Regions from separate parts of the Mus musculus genome. Here region 1 is linked to region 2. The links are chromatin loops, found by intact Hi-C in ENCODE. Cell type or tissue: gastrocnemius. All regions are shown on one strand. Links, peaks and the distances in the headings refer to the core of each region. The heading gives the core; the rest is flanking DNA. Region 1 has its middle 70 kb from the start of Gm33059. Region 2 has its middle 82 kb from the start of Gm33286.

Region 1 (8,286 bases), core at 1,742-6,741, 510 kb before region 2:
TGAGTGCGCAGACTCACCTGACAAAGTATCCTGATTGTGGGTGGCGCCCTCTGCTGGGCATGGCAGAGCGAAGATCATCCCAGCCTCCCCTTCCCTCTTGACCCTAAGCTAATTTGCCCTGTTGTTCATCCTGTTGTTGCTGCGCCATTTCCTTCGCTTCTATCAGAACCCGTGCTTCCTTGTTTTCACGGTAGTCTTGGGATTAGTGGCTCTCCAGGAACCTGCCAGGATTCTGTCGTCAGATTAGAACTGCTGAGGCACCCAGTCTTGTGGACAGAACAACTGTCATTTTACTCTTCCCTCTGCCAGTGAGAATCAAGGACCCTTAGCTTTCAGGTATGACTGTTGTCCGGGAGAACCCTGACTAGGGTAGTGAGCGTTTAAATATTCGGATCACAGATTCTTGCTGTAGTGAAAGTGACACAGAACAATTAGGAAATGCCCCCCACCCCTCACCCTGGACTATAATGGTAAACTTCCAAATTGACTATAAAAATTAATCATACAAGTAATAATAATAATTACATTTCTTGAATATAATTTCAGATTTAGTATTGTTTCCAAAGCCTTGTTCTGTAACAGTGACTAGTTTCCTATGGTTCCACACTTGACAACTTAAACCAATAGGCTTTTTTTTTTCCTCACATAGTTTTAGGACCAGAAGCCCAACCTCAAGGTGCCAGCAGTGTTGGCTCCCTCTGAGGCTCTGAGGAAGGGGTCTCATCTCTGGTCACCCTGGTACTCTTAGCTTGTGGCTACATCCTTCAGTTTGTTCTCTTGCCTTGGCATGGCCTTTTAATGCCACAAAGTCCCCTTTCCTTTAGGGTACCATTCTCTTGCCTGGGGCCCACCATACATCCTGGCTATTCTTCACTTAATTACTCTGCAAAGAGTCTATTTCAAATAAAGCTACATTCACAGATATGAGGGGTTAGAGCTTAAACACATCTGCTTGGGTGACCCCATTCAACCATCCATTTTGCTCTCTGCATACATGAATGCTAACATTGGGCATTTGTCATTGGGTATGGTTGTATCCTCAGAGCTCCTCAAGCTGTAGAGGGAGGGTATCAGAGCCAACTTTTTGAGGATGCTTGGGCTATTGTTGCGGATCTGCAGGAGTTGACACCCTGGCAGATATGCGCTTAGCCCAGGCAAGGGATAACCCATGCGGCTGGGTACCATAACTGTGTTCTTCCGTCCTGTCAGAATAGGCTACATCTTGCCAGGAGGAGGGATACTTGGAGACCCTGAAGTCCTCTTCAGGGAAGATATCTTTCCTTTTTCATGGTTTGGTTTGGAAATACTAGAAAGCATTAAACTGCGTCTGATTTTCATGTGTTCACCAGAGTCTATCAAGGAAATCCTTATAGAAAGAATGGATTCTGTGTTTGATCCCAAAGCCAACTTTTGAATGTATGAATATGCACCACGTGTGTGCAGTGTCCAAAGAGGCCTGAAAAAGTTACTAGATACCCTGATATTGGAATTCCAGATGGTTGTGATCCACTATCTATATGGTGGGGGTAACCAGTCTCAGGTCGTTTGCAAGCATAGCAAGTCCTTTAAACCACTGAGCCTTCTCTCCAGCCCCTTCAGAGAGTTCTTAAGAGGCAGGCAGGCAATGTAGACACGGAACCTTCTTGGACTGTGAGTGGTGAGGTGCCATCAACATATTGGGCAGTTCCATTTGGTGTTTCAGGTAGGAGGAATTGGAGAGGGCAGATGGAGTTCAAAGCCACAAGGAGGGATGCTACAAACCAGATGCACGAGAAGATGGGTCCCAGTATAGGGCATGGTGGGGGCTGCAGAAGGTAAGCTTAGGGGATAGAAAGTGTGTGGGGCAAAAGCTGAGGGCAGAGTGATCCTGAGCCCAAGTGTGTGTCGCAGAGCCGTGAGCACTGACCATGTAGGAGGGCTCTGCTGATTGAGTCGTCTTCATTTTCTTCTTGGCTTCATTTGTCCGCCACTTACTTTAGCTTCATGGGGGCCCTTTAGCCTGTTACTGTCCTGCTTCACGCTAATCACAAGTGGCTTGCTGCTGCCCAAATGTGACATATTCAATTTAGGATCCTGCCCGTTAGTCTCCTGCTGCATCGTGGCTGAAGCATCTTCTTCCCCCTTCGCTTGTTAATGTGTCATTTTCCAGGGAGTTGCTCAAGCTGCAGACATCCGTGGAAGTCTTCGGGCTCTAAAAGGACTCGCTTTTAACGGGAAGCTTGTCTACTTGAGATCGTGGTGCGCATGCACTTAATTGGTTGCTAAACGGTGGTGATGTGGTAGCCCAGGGAAGCATTTCAGGATCTGTGGTGCGTTTTGCCATCTGAATAGACTGGACCACTGAGGATGAATCCAGGGTACTGCCTTGTGTCTCTGTCAGGTATGAGAGGTGAGACAGACACTTGGGGAGGCTTTGATTTTTCAAAGCAAACGCAGTGGTGATCAGTGGAAGCTTGTTCTGTGTTGTGAGTATTCTGTGATCATGGATAGGCCTTTCTAAATGGGGCTGGAGGAGGTGACATGACGTCACACTTCTCTATGAGTGAGGTTGGGTGGCCTGTGTCACAGAGTAGGCTGCTTTACTTTAGGAGCAGATCAGAGCTCTAGAAGTACCACTACCCAACACAGATACCACAGAGGATGGTGGCCTCAGATTGCCAAAAGAGATTCTGCCCAAGGAGTGACTTGTCAGGCGGCAGGATTCATACTCATTGTGGTGTGCACAGCGGGGACAGAGGAAGAGAAAAAGGCACTTTCTAACAATCCTATGTAATATGCTCCTGCTTGCATGTCGTCATCAAGAATCAAATGGAGTAGAACTACATACCTGTACACACACACACACACACACACACACACACACACACATATGCACGTATGTATAAGGACCGGTGAAGGCCAAATAAAATTAATAGTCTGGTTAATAATATCACCACACTATCAACTTGATGGTCTTTTATAATATTATACTAGAATTATGTAACGTGTTACTCTGGAGGGAATCTGCCTGCCTGAGCAAGAGGCTCTATATACAGTTTTTAAAAAGACCTTCCTGTGGTATTTAATCAATTCAAAACAATAGGCGAAAACTGAAACACAGTCATAGCATATACTAAAACTATATATTCATCTGTAGTTCAATTTTCATCTGAAGGTGACATTTCTTCCCGGGTTTGTCTTCTTCTGAGTGGCTAAGCTTTATTTCTCCGTGCATCAGTTAAAGTCAGAAGTTGATACAATAAGGGAGAAGAAAGGGAGAACACAAAGCGGTTTGTCTCTCCAGCCGTGCTCTCAGATGGAGCAGGGCCAGAGTGGATGCTGCCTGTCACATTTGAAGACCAGGCCCCTGAGCAGCAGAAACATATTATATGTTACTGTTTGAAATTGCTTTTTTTTTCTCCACAAAGTTGAATGAACTCATGATCCACCCAAGTTGTAGGGTAAACCCATAGCTTCGTTGGTATTGTGATGGTTCCTTGGTAACTGTGCTGTCTGGTCCTTGATTTTTCTCTTTTCTCCCCTCCCTTCCCCTCCCCTCCCCTCCCCTCCCCTCCCCTCCCCTCCCCTCCCCTCCCCTCCCCTCCCCTCCCTTCCCCTCCCCTCCCTTCCCCTCCCCTCCCTTCCCCTCCCCTCCCTTCCCCCTCCCTTTCCCTCCCTTCCCTCCCCCTCTCCTCCCCTCCCCCTTCCCTCTCTTCCCCCTCCCCTCTCCTCTCCTCCCCTCCCCTCCCTTCCCCTCCCTCCTCCCCTCTCCTCCCCTCCCCTCCCCTCCCCTCCCCTTACCTTTTCTTCTTCTTCTTCTTCTTCTTCTTCTTCTTCTTCTTCTTCTTCTTCTTCTTCTTCTTCTTGTTTGTTTGCTTTTCTCAATTTGACACAAGCTAGGGTCATCTAGGAAGAGGGAACCTCGAGTGAGAAAGCACTTCATTAGACTGGCCACAGGCAACCCTGCGGGGTGTTGTCTTGATTGATGATTGTTGTAGGAGGGCCCAGCTCACTGCACTGTGCCAGACCTGGGCATATGGTCCTAGGTGCTATAAAAAAGCAGGCTGAGCAAGCCATGAGGAGCGAGCCGGTGAGCAGCATTCCTCCATGGCTTCTGCTTCAGTTCCTGCCTCCAGTTTCTGGTCTCGAGTTCCTGCCCTGACCTCCCTGGATGACAGGAGTGCAGCTGCAAGCTGAAACAAACCCTTTCCTCCCCAAGCTGCTTAGTCTTGGCATAGAAACCTGACTGTGCTGTTACAGAGTTTGTTTCATTACCCATGTGTCGTAGGTCATTTACAGTTTGCAGCCATTAAAACTAAAGCTACTACAAACTCTGATGTATATATTTATTTGCACAATCTTTACACATTCCAGACACAACTTAATTTTTTAAATGTGTTGCTTAAAACTGTTTGGGAGAGAATATAGACTGGGAAGAGCCTTTAGTTCATGTTTATCATTTTCCTAACAATAATTTCACAAAGCAAAAGATTGTTTTGTTGAAGTATAATTTACCAGTTTTTTTCGTTTATAAAATAAACCTTTTGAAATTCGCATTTAACTCCCTTTGTCTAGCTGTAGTTCAAGAAGACGATCATCTTGGACAGGCTTTTAAACGCTCATCGATCACAAAAGAGATAGAAAGAAGGAGGCAAGGGACAACAATAATTAAGAAAAATAGAAACTAAATAGCAAAATTGTCTGCTTAATATGATGGTATCAGTAGTTAAAGCCACCTGAACAAACTGAGCAGCCTTCTTAGAAGGCAGAGCTTGTCAAGTTGAAGAAAAGAAGGACAACTATGTGCTATATGTGGGTTCACTGTGCTCCAAGATGCAAATAGTTCTAAGTGAATGAAGGATTGAAAACAAGCTGTGAGAAAAGATGCTGAGAGCTTATTGGCTACAATATCACACCAGAAAGGTTACTAAAGAATGAAGGGTCACCTCATCATCCCAAGTTCAAGAAGATATAGTAAACAATATGTATATGTATTTTGTGTGTGGACCTCAAAGTACTTGAAACAGGAAGAAATAGGCAATTGAACAGTGTCACTTGGTGATTTCAATGGTTGGCTCATGTTAAACAACAGAAGAGTCAGACAAATTGACAGGACTATACAAGACTTCAAAGCATCCTGAGCCACCCTGGCCTGGCAGAGAAGCCTCCATCCAAAGACTGCAGAATGCTCAGGCTTTCCAACTGCACACATCACATTCTCTGATTTAGATGGTGTGCTGAGCTAGAATTAAATTAGAGAATTAAAGAGTCACAATAGAAGATGTTTGGCAAAATCAGGCTATTTAAAACTGAGCACAATTCTGAAAAAAACATGTGTCAGAGAAGAGTACAAAGAAAAAGATATGCTGGATTGATTAGGAGAGACCAAGGCCTGAATGCAAAAGTTTAGGGGAAAAACTTTCAGCATCACTGGCAGGAAATGAGAGAGTCCACAGAGGCAAGAGCCTGTGCTCCCAGCATCAAACTCAGAAGAGAACAGCTTGGTACCAAACTTGCAGAGCAAATCACGAAGAACAAGAGACACCAACGAAACCACGAGCCAAGCCTTCCAAAGATGAGCAGAACCAATGACGTGCGTGATTGATTGACAGCGAAGATTGCTGCACTTAGGAATCAGATGATCCTAGCTTGATATTTTAAGACCTGTACGCCAACCAACTAGAGAAGGCAGATGTTATGGAAGTTATTGAAGAACCCAGAAGACAAAAATGGCCACAAGAAAGAGAAGTGAAGATGAACCGAGAGAGACTGAAAACCTTCTCATATGGGAAGGTCAAACATTTCTGGGGCAGATTTAAGAAGATAGAGAGACTGTTGAGGATAGAGTTGGAAGACTTGGTTGAATCTACTGGAAGACCATATAGCTAGGCCCAGGACCTTGGTTATAAACAGAAGAAATCTTCTTTGGGACAGCAGCAGTGGCTTATTCTCAGGACCTTCCAGAATTGCAGCCTCTCAGTTCTTGCTCTGCTTACAGCCTCTGCAATTGCATGAGCCAAGTTCTCCTGCTAAGCATTTTAGTGTGCACCCTACTGGTTCTGCTTCTCTGGTTGCTCAGTGGAGACACATCACCTGTGGGGCCTGCTGAGCATGCAGTTCCTTGTGATCCACTGTATTCCACAAATATTAAGTTGAAAAATTGAGAGTAGTTAAAGAAAACTGATACTCTAAAAACTAAGTCATATATTTGTGGTCAATTGACAACCAAAATAGTTGTCTAAATAAAAACTTATAAATGAATATTCATAGCTTCATTATAACAGCCGAAACTGAAAGGAACCTAAACTTTTACTGATTGGCAAATGTACAGGAAACTATGCTATAGCCACAGAATTAGATACTATTTTGTAACAAAAGGAACAAAATATAGATACATGCTACAATGAGAATGAACCACTTTTATGAGCAAATAACTTTATATTGTGTCCTCAATTCAAGCATATTCTGTGGGGATTGGATATTTTCTTAATTTACATTCCAAATTTTATCCCCTTTCCCAGTTCTATGCCCCTGAAATACCCTATCCCCTCCCTCTCCCCTGCTTCTATAAGGGCATGCCCCCACCCACCCACTCTTGCCTCACTGCCCTGGTGCCTTCATGGGACCAAGGTCCTTTCCTCCCATTGATGCCCAACAAAGCCATCCTCTGCTACATATGCAGCTGGAGCCATGGGTCCCTCCATATGTACTCTTTGGTTGGTGGTTTAGTCCCTGGGAGCGGGGTGGGGGGGCCTGGTTGGTTGATATTGTTCTTCCTATTGGGTTGCAAACCCTTTCAGCTCCTTCAGTCCTTTCTCTAACTAACTCCTCCACTGGGGACTCTGTGCTCAGTTCAATGGTTGGCTGCAAGCATCTGCCTTTGTATTTGTCAGGCTCTGGCCTCTCAGGAAACAGCTATATCAGGCTCCAGTCAGCAAGCACTTCTTGGCATCCACAATAGTGTCTGGGTTTGGTGACTGTATATGGGATGGATCCCCAAGTGGGGCAGTCTCTGGATGGCCTTTCCTTCAGTCTCTGCTCCTGTGGGGATTAATTTTTTCTGTTCTCTTGATGAGAGCAATCCCAATGAATTTTTTAGTTTACTGAAAAAGACCAACAGAGTCAACTAACCTGCACCCTTGGGGGGGTTCCAGAGGCTGAACCACCAACCAAAGAGCATACAGAGGCTGGACCCCCTCCACCCCCACACAAACATATAATGTAGCAGATGTGCAACTCTGTCTTCATGTGAGTCCTTCAACATCTGGAACCTGGACTTAATCTGACTCTGTTGTCTGCCTGTGGATCCTGTTCCCCTAACTGGGCTGCCTTGTCTGGCCTCAGTAAGAGAGGATGTGCCTAGTCTCCTGGAGTGATTTGAGGTGCCAGGATAGGTTGGTATCTGGTGTGTGTGTGTGTGTGTGTGTGTGTGTGTGTGTCCCTTCTCAGAGGTGAAGGTGAGGGGTTGTGGGGGGGAGGGGCAGTGTGAGGGAGAGACTGGAAAGAGGAGGGGCTGCGATGGGGATGTAAAGTGAGTAAATAAATTAATGGAAAAAAGAAAAAACACCAAAAATTAGCTTTATTAAAACTTTGTAGTAAATGAAAGCATCAGACGTGAAAGACTTCTGCTGGGTTCTACTTACATAACATGCCTGTCAAGGCATGTGACAGATCAGAACGAGCCAGGAGTTCCTACAGCAGGAGTCTCTCTAAGTAGGATGGAGGAATGTTGGGGAAGTCATGGAAGTCTTATAAAAATGGATTGTCATGGGCTAGAAAAATGGCTCAGTGGGTAAAGGTGCTTGTCATCAAGTTCAAAATGCCTCCATATGTGCACTGTAGCTCACAGGTGTGTTCACACACACACATACACACACATACATGCATACACACATGAACACACACACATGCATGCACACACATGCACACATACATGAACAAACACACGTGCACACACACATACATACACACATGCATGTGCACACACGGACACATACACACACATGCACATACACACACATGAACACACATACATCCACATACACGTATACATACATATACATACATATACACACTTACACACATATACATATACATACATGCATATACACACATGCACACACACACATACACACACACACACACACACACACACACACACACACACAAACATAAAAAAAAAACTTTAACACTGGACTGACCTGATGATTGCGCCACTCAGTAAATAAACAGTGTCAGAATTGCACCTTTACAAGGGATGGCATAAATTCAATTTTAACAAAGCTATCTATAAAGAGAATTAGAATA
Region 2 (8,286 bases), core at 1,657-6,656:
TGAGTTTGGGAGTGGTGTGGTTCTAGGGCCTCTCTCATCAACAACTCTTGTGGAGGCATCCCACAGCTGTCACTGGGGTGTTTGTTTAGTGACTCATTACCTCTAGGACCAGCCTTGTCTAGACTTATGGGGTATCTGCCTATACATTTCTTATGGAAGGCACAACATAGCTTGACTGCAAGCCACAGAGAAATCAAGCTGGAACTCACCCAGAAGCTGCTCTCATCATGCTGGATGGCACCGTTTATGCTGCTGGAGTAGCAAAGGCATCAACAGTCCTACCCAGATGTGGTCTCTATTGACTACAATACCAAATTGCCGGAGAAGATGGGCCCATTGGTACAGAAGTAGTACAACTATTATGGGGTAACAGATCACTCTGTGATTGTATTTGAGGTCCACTCCACAAGAGGGAATTCATGTCTAGTACTCTAAACCCAGCCAAAAACTTATAATTGAGGAAGTCACAGGCCCTAGTGGGAAACCTACTATTGATGCTTAGATAAATTGACATAATAAAACTGCCTTCAAAATATCTGTTTATACCCACAGACAAAACTCAGCTTTAATCAGAGAAGCCTCTCTTTGCAGTGAACAGAAGTAAATGCAGAGACTTGTGGCTGGATGAGACACTGAGAATAGGGCTCTGTCCTGAGCAAGACATTTATACTACCCACTTAGGGCTTAGGGAACATTGCAGAATGAGGGGAGTAAGATACTCAAAAACAGAGGATAGGTGGAAGGGGTGCGAAATGCCATCCTCTAAGCACAACACAACCATGGCCATCATGAACGCAAAGCAGCTGTGCCCACACAAGCCAGTCATGCCCAACAGTCGGCTGTGAATAAGAAGAGATTCACAGGGGCCTTACCTTACCACTTTCTACTTAACCATTCTCGGGGAGGGGGTATTGTATCCAGTTGTGTCCCACTGATAAGCTTCTAATGGAGAGCTCCAAACCCTTGGTCACACTGATGGCCCATGGCAAAAATAAAGCCACAAGCCATGAATATGAGAAAAAGAGTAGCTAATGGAGTGGAAACAAAACAGGAGGGAGTAGGGAGAGTAACTGTAGTGCATTATATCCATATATGAACTTGTCAACCTAGACTTCAATCAGTTCATGAATGGATAACAAAAATATGCTCTATATACACAATGGATAAAGAAAAGTGAAATTATGAAATTCCCAGGTTATGGGTAGATCTAGAATTAATCACTCTGAGTGAGGTCAGATCAGATCAAGAAAAGCAAATGCCACATGCAAATTTCCCTCTCCTGTGTGAAAGCTATATTTAAAGCTTCGGATGTGTGTGTTTGCACTGAGTGACACGTCAATGCCAGGACACTCGTAAGGACCATCAGGGAGATTTCAAGGAAAGGGGGATGGAAACCAAGTAATAAGAAGAGAAGAAGAAGAAGAAGGATGGACCATGGAGGGTTACACGGGGTGGGGGTAGGGAGTGGAAGGAGGAGGCAGAGAGGTAACTGATGCTAAAGACTTTTGAAAATACCACATAGAGATCTATGACTGTAGAAGTTTCCTAAATATATCTATATTCATATATAAAAGGAATCTAAGCTCATCCAGAAACCCTGGAGCTCCAAGGCACTGGAGCACCAACCAAAAAGTACACATGGAGGGACCCATGGCTCTGGCTGCACAGGTGGCAGAGGACGGCCTTGTTGGACATCAGTGGGAGGATCAACCCTTGGGCCTGAGGAGGTTTGATGCCCCAGTGTTGGGGAATGCCAGGGCGGGAAGGCAGGAGTTCACCCTCATAGAGGCAGGGGGAGGAGATAGGATAGGGCTTTTCTGGAGGTGAGACCTGGAAAGAGGATAACATTTGAAATGTAAATAAGGAAAATATCCAATAAAAATGCAACAAGGGGGGCAGGGCTTAAATTGGGTTATTCTGTAAAGGAAATAAGGGAGATTAATACCTCTCCAAGATATCCCAGAATATTAGGTGAAATGTCTAGTGCCTTGTTACCTATTTTGATGGCCCCTGAGATCCCATATACCCTGTCTAAACATCACAAGCTGTTGCCATTCTTCTTGGTTACCCTCCAGGACTCTATTGCTCCATTGCTAAAGATACCATATACTTGGACCATAGAAGACAGAGAAATTAGGGTGATATTGACCTGGGAGCTTCATCCCTACTAGCTAGATTTCATAGTATCTAAAGGTTCTATTGCAATATCATGGAAGGAAACTATTCAATAATCTGTAAACCCTGCAAACTACCATAATGATTGGCCCAGACGAGATGTGCAAGAGTAAGACAAATGTTATGGGAGTAAGTAACTACTTTCTGATTTACAGTCCTTGGAATTTGTGGTTGAACACATAAATGGAAAGTTTTAAAACATATTAGAAATAAGAAACTAAACAGTGACTGGCCAAATTTACAAGGGTCCCTTTGAAATAATAATAATAATAATAATAATAATAATAATAATAATAATAATAAAAAGCACAGTAACTAAATGGTTTGGTTTGGTTTGGTTTGGTTTGGTTTGGTTTGGTTTGGTTTGGTTTGGTTTGGTTTGGTTTGGTTTCTTAAGACTTGAGATACCGATGTGTTTCTTCAAGAACTAAGTGTGTTTATTCTGATTGGTGTCTATTTGTGGTTTCCCAGATCACCCAACCTACAAATCAATGCATGCTTCCCAGGAGAAACCCATGCCAACAGCGCTCTTCCTGTCTCCACCTCTTAGACCTTCCTGCAGATGTCAGCTCTCAGGCGCCTCACTGGCACCTCTCTCTTTGGAAGCTCCTGCCTTTTTCTTGGACTTCCTCATGTGGTTTCTCCACCCCCTCAACTTAGCCGTCATTTTGTCTGAGTCCAGTGGCCATGGTCACGGGCAGTGTTAGCCTGCCTCTCTTTTTCCATTACTCCTAGAGTATCTCATGCCCCTACTGTGAAGTGTGCTACTTTGTTACTGTGCTTCTTACCACTGGCTGGATGAGGTTTGTTTGTTTGTTTGTTTGTTTGTTTGGTTGGTTGGTTGGTTGGTTGGTTGGTTGGCTTTTGTTTTGTTTTGTTTTGTTTTGTTTTGTTTTGTTTTGTTTTGATTTGATTTGTTTTAATGGACATGCTTGTGCCTTACTTTTAAAGGTACTTAATTCTGGAAGCTTCTGGGGCTTTAGAAGTTCCCTGGGTGGCTTTGATTTGCAGCCAACCATGAGAAACACGGCTTTCAAAGCATTCGGTTCTACATCTAATCCTTGTTTTTACAAATATACTTAATATTTTGAGTCCAGATTGCATTGTGTCTTTTCTGTTTCTGTACCCACTATACAACTTGCCTACCTGTTATAGAATACTCACAGACAGCTTGAGTGATTGCTTGGCAGATTTCAAATGATGTTGGATAACACTCCTTCAGACAGAAAGGCAGAAAGCTGAAGTTTGTTCCTGACTCTACAGCTAGTGAGCCAGCCCTCCCTGTATTTCTGCTTCCTTGTTTTTAAAATGAAGGTGATAAGGTTACCAAGGGTCTGGGATCTTAAATAAAAGGCTAGATTAGAAGCTTGGGTATTATTTTCAATATTTCAGTAAGCCACCGCAAATTCTACATTGCATACCAGTTTTCATCTTATCACTTTATTTCCTATTATTAGTGGTTGGCAGTCGGTAGAACCAAAAGGAAATCTCAGTAGTGAAAGAGGTTAAGACATTTCAATAAGATTCTATGGCTCTCCTTGCTCTGCGTTTATGGTTCAGCTGTTTTAGGAAAGATCATAGTAAAGAATTTGGAGTTTGGCTAATCTGAGTTCAAATACTATCTTCACAACCTGCTAACTGGTACACTGAGCAAGGCACACTCATTCCTTCACATGGGAGTATTAATGATGTTCATTGCATAGATTTGTAATAAGGATGAATACATTGTATGTGGGAATCCTTTACCAGCCATGCTGCAGTTGTTAAGTCAGTGAGTAACAAGGAACGTGATGGAGAGAGAAACAACACTGAGAACTAGTCCAAGATGCAAGAAATGTTCCTCTCAGGATTTAGGCAACCTGCAGACTGGGGACAGTTCACAGCCGGCTCATGTTTGGGGAATAGCCTTTCAGCTTCAGAACACACTGCGTCTTCTGCTGTCTGTCAGTGTGGTGCAGCCTGCCACAGAGTGTGGCTCTCTGTGGGGGAGCACAGATGCTCCCCAAGGCCTGCTTTCTCCGTGTTTCTGTGCATCTGGATCATCCAGAAGCCTTTGCTAACATAGATGCCAATTCCCAGGGCCAGCTGCCAGATATTCTGGCTGAGTAGTTCAGGAAACCACATTTCTGCATTTTTAACAAGTCCACAAAAACTCTCTGCTCTAAGGGAATTAATCTAGAAGAAAAACCCAAAGCCCAATAGACAGGCAGATGGTGAGGTGATGGGGACATTTACAGTGACTGTTGGGGTCATTGTGTTGAGAAAGGCATGTTTATGTGTGAGCGTGTGTGTGTGTGTGTGTGTGTGTGTGTGTGTGTGTGTGTGTGTGTGTGTAAGATAAAGACAGACAGAGTCAGACAGAGTCAGACAGAGACAGAGACAAATGAGACAGTTCAACAAGAATCAGATAGCAGGCAATACATACGAGGAGGTCAGGAATGCTTGCTGGCTATGCATGTGGCCCGACTGTGGAGATGAGTCATGGAATGAGTATGCCTGTCCTTAGAGGAAGTCAGTGTTCCCTTCCTAGGTAGGAGATGACCAAAGCCCCTTTTCTTTGCAGGAGCCTAGGGATGGAGATAATCACACAAACAGCTTGTATCCCCATCTGGACAACCCAGAGATGAGAACTCAGCCACCATGAGGGCCCAGCTTGGAGTTCCTTGCAGGCTGCCAGTGCTTCTGCACTAATATTTTTCTTCCATTTCTTCATTACTGTCAACCCAAGTAGAGTCACTCGCCCATTACTGTAATGTTCAGGATACTGAGGGTGCTGTCGATAATTGTGGCAGTGGCACTGTTCCCAAACCTACCACATGGCATCTGGACCACAACCTAAAGAAGAGAAATTTCATCCAGTTGGAGGCAGCTATTTTCAAAAACCTTGCTCCGGAGTCCTTTCCCTTGTTTTGTCCGTTCTTGCCAAACTGCTGCTGATTCAAACTCTCCTCTGACAATGGCATGCCACCATCGTGAGCAAGACAAATACTTGATGCTTTGGCTGATTCTGCTTTGTCTGGCATAGACCTCATTTGCCCTCCTAAAACATTTTGTTGCAATTACTGTGAATGTGGGTAATGCTAAGAAAGAATAGCGCTTCCCCCCTAGATACTACACATTAGAGTTCTATATTCCTCATATCCACTTCTCTGAGCCACACTTGGGAAGGAAATGTCCCCGAATTGAAATAGAAAAGGAGTATTATGACTTCTTAACCTATTCTCATACTGAGTCCTTATCTGAAATTGAATCCAACTTAAGAATCTTAACTATCAACAAAGAAACTCAGGGATAAGTGTTACTAATTCTCCATCCAAAGTCCCATTTCCATTTGCAGCTACATTGGAATAAAGCCATTATCAGTTTATGTCCAGACGGACAGTGCTCTGCATTACATAAAAGTGTGGCTCACATGGCAAGGATGGCATCTTCTCAAATCCTGCTTCCTCTCTGGCTTTCACATGAAACCCCTATTTTGCCCATCTCTGACTTGTTCATTTGCCCAGGAGGCAGAGTTGCTAATCGGCTGCCTATTGCCTGAGTAAGGTGACCCCACTGGAAAGTAATGGACTGCTGTAAACGCCATGTCTTAACCGTGTGCAGCTGAGGATCGGCTGGCTGGCTGCCAGGGGCTGTTCTGGTACTCCTTCCCACTTCCTCTTCTTCTTCTTCCAAACTCAGGTATGGACCAAGACAATCAGGACCTCCGCCATTAGCAAGAAGTATTTTTGCTCCCCTGTGTCCTTAAACCTAATACAATGTTCCAATTCAATAAGCAAAGGCACCTTGAAAGAGGAAGAAAGGGTGATAATGTTACAATTGGGAACTTGCTCTGATATTAATAAAACTGGCTAGTATTCCCCGCATGGCTACTGATCTTTGTAGATACAATTTTCTCAGAAAGGGTGGTGAGTTTTAGGATTCAGACATCAATTACTCTACCTTGAATCTTTATTAAAATTCTCTCTCAGCATTTGAACATTTACAAAAAGTTACCCTGCAGCCCTTTCAGACACTGTCTGAGTTAAACCCACTCTACAATATAAATAGTCTAAAATATTTTCCACCAGACAGGATTGCAAATATAAGAAGAAAGTGGTCCATCTCCGTTGAAGAACATTAGCTACAGCTGGATGCATCAGTAACCATTGTTCTGGAACACTCTGTGGTGAGGAGTAAGGATTTGGTACATTCAAAGACTTCATCTGGGACATCACTGCCTTTGCCAACTTAGAAATGAGGTCTGCCACTGAGTAGCATCCAACTGTTCGGGTCTCAGTATCTTCTTTGCATCCTGCCCAACTCAAGAACCTCTCTGACTTTGTCCTGTGCTCCCTGGGGATTATAGGCTATTACCACAGTAAATATTATTACACAGGTAGGGCGTCACTAGGACTTGTAATTTTTCTCTTACATAAATAATCTGAAGAAAATTAGCAAGATTTAAATTTTCGATAAATTATCTGGTAAGAAAACAGCTATAGAAGACATAGATATGTAATATTTCATTAATATCCAAAATATTTTATAAGGAAATGAAAATCTTAGAAATTGATTGTAGAAATAAAAACAAAATAAAACTAATTATCTTGGAATAAATTTAATTATCTTAAATTGGTGTTGTATAAGCTCATATTGAGTGTTTCTCAGTATTTATTCCAAGTAGATTTCATATCCTTTAGCATCAAAATGATCTTTTCTGCGCACATGTGCATACATGCATGCATGCATGCATGCTTGTGTGTGGGTATGTGTGTGTATGTGTGTCTGTGTGTTTTTTTCTCTTGTCTTCTAGGTAACAGCTCCTTCCATGATGCCAAGCTTTCACTGATTTGAACTTGGTAATTCAATTCTCATTCCTTCCTTTCCTCTCATGTAACCAGTGCAGATTCTACTCATTGTAGGCTACAGTGGTAGATTTTAACATCACTTTTTTTTTTTTTTTTTTGCTTGGTTTTTGGTTTTTGTTTTTTGTTTTTGTTTTTTGAGATAGGGTTTCTCTGTATAGCCCTGGCTGTCCTGGAACTCACTCTGTAGATCAGGCTGGTCTCGAATTCAGAAATCTGCCTGCCTCTGCCTCCCAAGTTCTGGGTTTAAAGGCATTCGCCACCACTGCCTGGCTTAACATCACTGTTTTGTTGTTGTTGTTGTTATTGTTTTTTTTGTTTTTTGTTTTTGTTTTTGTTTTGGTTTTGGTTTTTAGAGGTAGGGTTTCTCTGTATAGCTCTGGCTGTCCTGGAACTCACTTTGTAGACCAGGCTGGCCTCGATCTCAGAAATCTGCCTGCCTCTGCCTCCGCCTCCAGAGTGCTGGGATTAAAGGCGTGCGCCACCACGCCCGGCTATACATCACTCTTAACTGTCCTTCTTCCATCAGAAACCCACATCTGAGCTAGTCTGGCTAGATGGAGATTGTTGTTCTCTGTATAGCTTGCTATGGAAACTTTAGATTCTTATCTTGTGGGCCATAATTACTTGAATACAGGGTTAGGGAAGAACTGTGGACAGTAAAGGATTCCTGAACTTGATCAGCCAAAAATTAATTCAGAATTAAGCTCAAAATGAATCCGGCATATTTCACGCAGCATTTGCCCATGCTGTGTTTATTTCTTGGCTTCGTTATCACCTTGATTGTGAACCCCTAACCTGCACACTTGGTACTGCACATTGTATCACACCATGCCAACACACATCCCTGAAGTACCTTGACTCACATGCAGAGTTGTTGTATGTTATAAATGCCAGCATTTTATTGTGCATATACAATGTTCTGCTCCTTGTAGAGACATATGGTTTAATAGCGGAAAACAAAGATTTAATAATTTGTATTATCCTTCCTCAGAGTGTAAGTATCAAATCAGTATATCTTGGATTGGATTGCTTGAATGTTTGATCTTTCTAAATTGCTATGCGAGTTTGCTGACTTAAGTTTTACATACCCCGCCCAAAATAAAACCTCCAAATTAATTTTAGCTTGGGATTAGGACAGAATTTCCAACAATTTTTCGAAGTGGCTCAAAATATAGCTTCTGTCATTCTGTAATGCATATTTATATGGAACAGCAATCTTGGCATTAATTATTGTAGAACAAAACACAAATCAACTGAAAAA

What was found. Peaks named below come from ENCODE experiments on the same cell type or tissue, not always from the same donor. Only the 100,000 strongest peaks of a DNase experiment are listed, where the experiment ranks them.
Region 1: a loop joins it to region 2, with 2.2 times the contacts of the local background. A loop is called at or near these places in 3 of 42 quality-filtered maps.

Annotation. Positions count from the first base shown.
Region 1 is chr4:33,706,939-33,715,224 of GRCm38, forward strand. No RefSeq gene overlaps it. Among named protein-coding and RNA genes, the nearest start is that of Gm33059, 70 kb to the right of the region's middle. In gastrocnemius, for the core only: no CTCF peak of the experiment used is centred there; a DNase peak (open chromatin) is centred at 3,996.
Region 2 is chr4:34,222,019-34,230,304 of GRCm38, forward strand. No RefSeq gene overlaps it. Among named protein-coding and RNA genes, the nearest start is that of Gm33286, 82 kb to the right of the region's middle. In gastrocnemius, for the core only: no CTCF peak of the experiment used is centred there; DNase peaks (open chromatin) are centred at 4,234, 4,800 and 5,786.